2 separate regions of the Homo sapiens genome follow, and region 2 is linked to region 1. A link is an interaction called in ENCODE POLR2A ChIA-PET data of the cell type or tissue named here. Cell type or tissue: MCF 10A. All regions are shown on one strand.

Region 1 (4,000 bases):
TTCATATTAATAAGACTCTCCTAATATTAAGCCTTGATTGGCCGACTGCTGGGTGTATTTGTTTTGAAATAAGCTGTTTGGATGGATGTAAACATTTTGACCATGCTGACACTAAAGACAATCTTTTTTTTTGAAACAGAGTCTTGCCCTGTCACCCAGCCTGGAATGCATTTCATACATCTTCAAACACTCCCACTCTTTGCCAGCTTTTAACCCGAGTCTATTAGTCTCTGCCTCTTTTCTCAACCCTCTTTAATCCATCTTTTTTTTTGAGACGGAGTCTTGCTCTGTCCCCAGGCTAGAGTGCAGTGGCCCGATCTCAGCTCACTGCAACCTCCGCCTCCCTGGTTCAAGTGATTCTCCTGCCTCAGCCTCCCAAGTAGCGGGGATTACAGGCACATGCCACCATGCCCAGCTAATTTTTGTATTTTTAGTAGAGGCGGGGTTTCACCGTGTTGGCCAGGATGGTCTCAATCTCTTGACCTCGTAATCCGCCCGCCTTGGCCTCCCAAAGTGCTGGGATTACAGGCATGAGCCACTGCGCCCGGCCTTTTTTTCTTTTCTTTTCTTTTTTTTTTTTTTTTTTTTTTGATGGGGTCTTGCCCTGTCACCCAGGCTGGAGCGCAGTGGCGTAATCTCAGCTCACTGCAGCCTCCACCTCCTGTATTCAAACGATTCTCCTGCTTCAGCCTCCCGAGTAGCTGGAATTATAGGCACGTGCCACCACACCCAGCTAATTTTTGTATTTGTAGTAGAGACGGGGTTTCGCCATGTTGGCCAGGCTGGTCTCAAACTCCTGACCAGATGATCCGCCCGCCTCGGCCTCCCAAAGTGCTGGGATTACAGGCGTCAGCCACTGCACCCAGCCAAGACAATTTTAAAACTAACTTAGGGAAATAAAGATCGTGCTAGGTTTTGCTGGATACTCAGCACGCTAAGCTTCAGTATGCCTGTGCACAGCAAACAGCAATTGGAAGTTCCTGGATGGCCTTAAGTAGAGCATCCCTGGCCTTGTGGTTATTTGACTGTATCAATACATGTTTAACTGCCATTAATAAGAAGCAGAAACAAAACTAGTCAAAGCCCAGTTTAAACCAGAAATGAGAGTTTTGTGGAGCTCTAACTCCCAAGGCCATATAATCAAGTGTATTGTGCTGACCATCAGCTGTCAGGAACACCGAGTCCCCACTTCAGCTTGGTGATGACTCACTCTGCTGTCCTAGGTGAGTCACTTAAACCCTCTGCTCCTCAGTTTCCCAACTCATCTCTCTTCACATGTATGCAAAGGACTTGCAGAAAGAGTCTTTTAAAAAATGACCTGTTTTCAGCTGGGTGTGGTGGCCCACGCCTGTAATCCCAGCACTTGGGGAGGCCAATGCGGGCGGATTACAAGGTCAGGAGATCGAGACCATCCTGGCTAACACGGTGAAACCCTGTCTCTACTAAAAATACAAAAAATTAGCAGGGTGTGGTGGTGGGCGTCTATAATCCCAGCTACTCAGGAAGCTGAGGCAGGAGAATCGTTTGAACCCAGGAGGTGGAGGTTCCAGTGAGCCGAGATTGCACCACTGCACTCCAGCCTGGGCGACAGAGCGAGACTCCATCTCAAAAAACAAAACAAAACAAACAAACAAAAACCTGTTTTCAAGCATCTGAGTGTGTAATTGTTTGACAGGAACAAAGAAAAGAAACTTTTTAAAACAGCAAACTTCTAGCTCCCATTGATTTTATATCAGTAACAAATTACACTTTGTTGCTATATAGGATTGGAAATCAGCAGTCAAGCAAAAGTGAAGTTCCAATAATCTACATTGTTGAAGTGCCAACAAACAAAAGTCAGTTTGTCATGTTTCTAAACAACTGGAAAGTTGGGAGCAGGCTGAAGCAGTGAGGAAAACCTTAGGCAGGATGGAACATAGCTCCGGGTTAAGAGGAGGTGGTAAGGGTGAAGTGGGATCTATGGCTTAACAAAGTGGTTAATTGTCATCACATGATTCAAATATGTTTATTTCTTAAACCTTCACTCCAGACTGAGGCGGACAAGGGGCCTCTTTCTAATTACAGATGACTATTAGCAACCAACAGGGAGAAAGAAAGAAAAATGAAAACAAGAAAAAAATGAATGAAAAAGAAAAGCACTGTAATCCTTTGCATTATCAAAAGTGATCAACAGTCGGTTCTTTACAGGCTGTGAGAACAACATTTCCACATTATTTTCCAGTCACTGCTACCAGCAGAAACTCCCTATAGAAGGAGGCTCATAGCAGCTACACACAGACAACAGAGAAGGAAGCTGCTTGGTATAGCCGTCACCTTCAGGACAACAGACAGCCAACAGAGCATTTCACCCTGAAGGTGTACGTGTGATTACACAAAACCCTCACTTGGTCATTTTTTTTACGTGTTTTAATAATGCTGATGCAAAATAAGAGTAAAATTACAGGTGCCAGTTCCCATTGTAGAATGCTGATAAACAACTTACCATTTTGCAGTGGCTGGTCACATCTGGAGCCTTTTGGGATGCAAAAGTACTGGAAGGATTATTGCAAAACTTAAAGACACTTTTGCTGCCATTACTTTGTTTTTAACCTAAATTAGTGTGGGTTTTCTTGGGGGGGTGCTGGGGGGATGCTTTTTTAGATAGTCTTAATGCTTATATTATAAACTTATTTAGTTAAACACTAACCAAATAACAAAATGAAAAAGGGGGTTAGGTTTAGAGTAGTTGCTTGAAAACTTTTCCAAATTGACCTTAAATAGACAGAGGCTGGTATAAAACTATGGATTGGTGGATTATGACTTATTAATTTTGGTACTATCAAAATCCTCAATTTAACCTGATGAAACTTGATTTGTCACTGTTGATATCTCTCTTACAAATGTTGAATTAGCATGTAATGTGCACAGTGTAAGAATAATAATATAAATGGAAGTGCATTGTTCCTATTCTTTATGGAGCTATGGTTTTTCATAACCACAAAAGAACATTAACATAAGAATATAATGTATTAGGGTATAGTTAGTATTTTGACTCTTTTTTAATAAAACTCTTCTTTTAGGATATAAATATTTCTCTGTATTTTGTGTCTGCTGCAAGGTAATTTGGGCTGGTACCAGGACTAGACATGGATGGGTGGAGAGAGTCTGGATCTTCCCCTTTAGGGTTTCATGATTCTTGTATGTTTTCCTCAGGTTGCTTCAGGACTAATTCTGCTTGTGTGTAGCTAGTAGAGCATGATCCCCTTGCCTTCTTTTCTTTTCGTGCTCCTCAGTTGAGAATATGCAATCTAAATCCTTAAGGTGCAAACTAGTCATATCTACCGAAGTCCAGCTTCCAGCAGATTCTTTGCTATATCTAGCATGTACGAAATCAGACATTTTAATGAACGCATGTGTTTTCCTGTAGTGTTACGTGGACTGACAGGCTGTGGAGATGTCTGAAGTGATTTGGCTGGACTCATTGCAGTCCTCCAGAAATCATTTCCTGTGGCATCATGCAGTGCATTTCTCCTAGGATTTCCTTGTCAAGAATATTCCTCTTTTAAGCAAAATAATAACTTATGGAGCCTAATGGATTTTATAGCTGAAGATTGAAGTAGTGTGCCCAGTATGTGAAGCATTCTAGCTTTCTTCATGCAAATGAGCAGATATGCTTAACAAGTCAATCTTGAATCTATTTGGTGAAAAAAGCCACTCTGTTGGCTGTGTGCTATTAGTACATGTAGATACAAGCACACACGGGCTTGGACGTGTATTAGCATCGGATGTTACTTCACTGAGAAAGTGATCTGTTGACCAAAATATGCATATCTGAATGGAAGCAGGCCTTTGTGGTGCTCTTTTCAATTCTAATCTGCTATGGTCTGAATGTTCGCATCTCCACAAAATTCACGTGTTGAAATCCTAACCCCCAAGGTGATTGTATTAGGAGGTAGAGTCTTTGTAGGGTGATTAAGTCGAAAGATCAGAGCTCTTATGTGTGGGATTAGTGCCCTTATAA
Region 2 (4,000 bases), 320 kb before region 1:
ATGTCTGACCTTACCTAGTATAAAAATGTCTAATCTTTAATCTCTCAGTTCTCCAGGCAAGCTTTCACACTGAAACAAGTATTATTTAATCAAAACATTATTTGTTTCCTCGAAATGGTGTGCAGTTTGCTCTCCTCTGACAACAGAATAAACTCAAAAGCACTTAGCACGGATTTCAAGGTGCTCCATTATCTAACTCTACCTTAGCATTCTGACCTCACCTCCCAGTACATAACCCCTCTATCAACCAGGTTCTATCTAGCCTCAGGCCTAGAATTGTCTTGCTCTAAGTATACCCTGCATTCATGCTGCTCCATTCAGTCTAGAATTTCCATTTTTGGAAACCTCTTATTCAAAGTCCAATTCAAATGTCACCTTCTCCATAATATCCCTATTTGTTTTTTATTAAGAATTAGCCCATATTCTACCTTTATTATCCTTCTGCATTGTAAACAGAGGATATTTACATTTCTTTCTCTCCAACTAAATTATAAATTATTGAAGAATAGAGACTGTGGAGTATTCACCTTTGACTCTCCATCACGCATCAAGTCTTATAAACAGTAAGCATTTACTGAATGTTTATAGAATTAAATTGCATAATAAAGCCCCTCAAGTCTTTTAATTTCAGAGAAGTTAAAACTATACAGTAAAAATGTAAAATCAACAAATTATTCATTGTAGACATTTTTTAATGCAAGTGAAAGAAAATATTTTTAAAATACATTGTAAGCTTTAAGGTAAACAAAAATATTGTTTGGTGCTCCCTCTGCTGGCTTTGCAGAAGCAACTTAAGAATGTTGAACAATAACACCACAAAGAAGTAAACATCAATTCAGCTTAGCTGCTCCCTTTATCTCCTGCAAACACCCAGAGTAGAAACTTTCCACTGAGTTCTTTTGGAAATAATCCTACATGTAAAAAGGTTTGTCTATGAAATTTGTTTACAGGGACAAAACTGATCTTAAAATTTTGCTGATAATAATCCTGTCAGAATTCTTGTTTATACCTTTGTTTTCTAACTAAACCACCGACTTTATGTATAAACAGTTTTAATTTTTAGCTGAAACTGTTGAGAAGCAAAGTAGAATAAGATCTTTTTGCTTTCTATTTAATCTATATATATATTTTTAAAATTGATTAGGAACATAAGAGGTTAAATTCTTCTTGTGTTCCTAAACAGAGTTATTCTGAGTACCCTGAAGGCATTTAATTCCAAAACAGGAAGCCAGAGAGAGGAACACTTGGTTACACTAATGTTATGCAGATCTTTTGGAACATATTTTCCTAAACACTTGCTGAAAGAACCTTTTCTATACTGCATGCTATCACATGAAGTTGGAGAAGGGTCCCACGGATACCACAGTACACTGACTGCTCAAATTGCCCCTTATTACTTCTCTATTTTTCTCCACTTATCTTACTTTAAAATGGCCATCTGCTTGCTCATAGAAGGGGGTAGGAAAATCAGGTGGGGGTCAGGGAATGTTTATTCATACACTATAGTTTAATTGTTTTGCATAAATGTGTATAAGAGCTATGATATAGCTTATGATAGTCCATTGTTAAGAAAATGATACCATAGTAAGATTAACCTGAGACCAGCAGAGGCTGTTAAAGATTGGTGTCCTTTCTAATAAATTCTTGTTTTATATGCTTTTAGCTCTACTATAAAACCTCTGTAATCTAAAACATGTTAAATGAGATCTCACCCTGGTAAATGAAACAAAGAACAATGGTAAACCACAGGCAAGTGGAAAAGGCAGTGGATTCATGCAGTTCAGAGGTGTGCATGCTGGAGCTACCTCTGTTACTGAGCAAATCACATAACACTGTAGGGCTCTATTGCCCAACCTCTCAAATACGGCTTCATACCACTAGAGATGAGCAAGCTGCTATGATCCCGTGACTAAACAAGTGAACTAGAAAGGTCCACTTTAAGTTACTGAGGTAAAAGATGGTAAAATAACACCAAGGTGGGTATATTTTTCATACGCTGTTTGATCTTATACACCATTTCAATGCCATTTTTAAAAATAGCTCTTTTTCTTACTTTCTTAGTTAAATGCAGTTATGTTTTAAAGAAAGTAAATGATTACTGAGCAATTACCCTCTATGCTGGAAATTAAGGTTTCATGCACATTCTTGATTATCCATAAAAATGAAGTCTTGTAATATTAAATGCAACAGTTTAGTCAGAAGAAGCCAAATAGGAAAAATAGTCAATATATTTGATTTGATTATAGTTACTTTCAAACAATGTATAACAAAATTAATTCTATTCTTAATTTTTAGACACTAAAAATTGTTATTGAAATCAGGTATTTGAAAGTCAAAATTGTATTTTTAGTCCATTCTGCATAGCTTGGAAATCATTTTTTCCTTAAGAAATCTCCATGTGAACAAGAACAAGGGTTTAGCCACTGCAGTAAGCTACTATTGGCATTCTTGTGCCGAGATTCTTGACTGTTAGCCTCTGCAACTGACAAAATCAAAGCCTGGCTGGTGACTGGGTGCCACTCTGTTAGGTGGGTGCCATAGGACAATGGCAGCCAGGCACAAAGGAGTGGGGAGAAAAGAGTCAGAGTACAGAAGGGTATTCCCAGACTCCCTCTGACTCATTCAGTAAATGGCAACCTCTAAAATGCTGAGCTTCTGTTTTTGAGCAGAGCTGTCAAATCATTAGATTTGTTTTTGGAATTTCAATTCATGAATATGTCCTCTAATGTTCAGAGGGCATTCTCACTGAAATATACAGTTACATATATGACTGCAGCAAAGAAATTCTTACATCCCAAAAGATTTAACAGCAATTCTTCATCAAACAATGATTCATTCCACTTTAAATTATCAAATGCTCTATTCCAAATGATACAACAAGGTTTCAGAGCTGTAAATTAGCTGGCAGACAATATCTAAAAAGACATTTTGAAGTGTGGAAAAAAATATTCAGAAAATGTGATTCATTTTCATTTAACATAATATAAACCCAATGATGAATGAACACAGGAAATTTACGATGTGGTTTATTGCAAAAAGGAAACAGTAGTATCCAATAAAATCTATGCTTTTTGCATTCCTTACAGTAATCAATTTACCCTATTAACCAATACCAGTACAGCAAATTACTGAACAAGTTCTGTAGAGAAGAAAGCCATTAACCAGGCTCCCGCTTTGTTGACGTCATTATGTGCAAGTGTGTGGTAACATCAAACACTGACATTGTTAGGTGTTCGCCACAATAACTCAGTGATTTCTAGATGGATGCAGCATAAACTGATCACAAAACCAATTCAACTATGTTACATTTATTTCAAAACACCTATAACATCAACAAATACTAGACACTTTGAAACAAAAATACATTTAAATGAATATAACTTTATATTCTAGATGTTTTTCCCCTGGAAAATAATAACAAAAGACCTTGTATATGACAATTCAATATAATCTCATATATAGGTTTAACAATAAAGCTTAAGTTGTCTCCCCCTTAAATCAGTAGGTCTCTAAAGGTATTATTTATCAGATCCTTGCTGGACAGATAATTTAATTAAATAATGGTGTTTAAGAAAAAACTATTGAGTTTTAAATTATTGTAACTCTCTGCTCTTTCTCTTGCCTTCAGCTAATCCCAATATGACAACCAAAACCAGTACAGAATCTGGTCAGTTAACATTACTACTTAATTTACCTATAAAATCGGATGTTAAATCAGTTGTTTGAATAGTGTTCAGAAAAACAAATTAGTTGTATCAATTTTTTATATTAATAACTTATAATTGCACAAAATTTCATCTAAAACTGAAAAAAAAAAGTATTTTAGCATGACCTAAAAACTGACAGTTAATTTTCAAGAGAGAAGATGAGAAAATTCCAGTATGGAGTTCACCTACTTCATTCACCCTATGGAAAGATAACAAACTCTTTCAGAACTATTTGGCAAGTGGGAACATAAATTATTACAATTACCTTAGAAAACGGTTGGGCAGAATCTATT

The links. ChIA-PET counts read pairs that join two places held together with the same protein. Peaks named below come from ENCODE experiments on the same cell type or tissue, not always from the same donor. Only the 100,000 strongest peaks of a DNase experiment are listed, where the experiment ranks them.
Region 2: POLR2A ChIA-PET joins it to region 1 with 8 read pairs; 1 of 35 experiments calls an interaction of 5 or more read pairs at or near these places.

The regions. Positions count from the first base shown.
Region 1 is chr5:81,786,450-81,790,449 of GRCh38, reverse strand. No RefSeq gene overlaps it. Among named protein-coding and RNA genes, the nearest start is that of SSBP2, 37 kb to the right of the region's middle. In MCF 10A, no CTCF peak of the experiment used is centred here; DNase peaks (open chromatin) are centred at 1,229 and 2,459.
Region 2 is chr5:82,104,251-82,108,250 of GRCh38, reverse strand. The region is part of intron 3 of ATG10 (autophagy related 10); the gene reads right to left. Among named protein-coding and RNA genes, the nearest start is that of ATG10, 130 kb to the right of the region's middle. In MCF 10A, a CTCF peak has its summit at 746 (motif pointing left); a DNase peak (open chromatin) is centred at 1,860.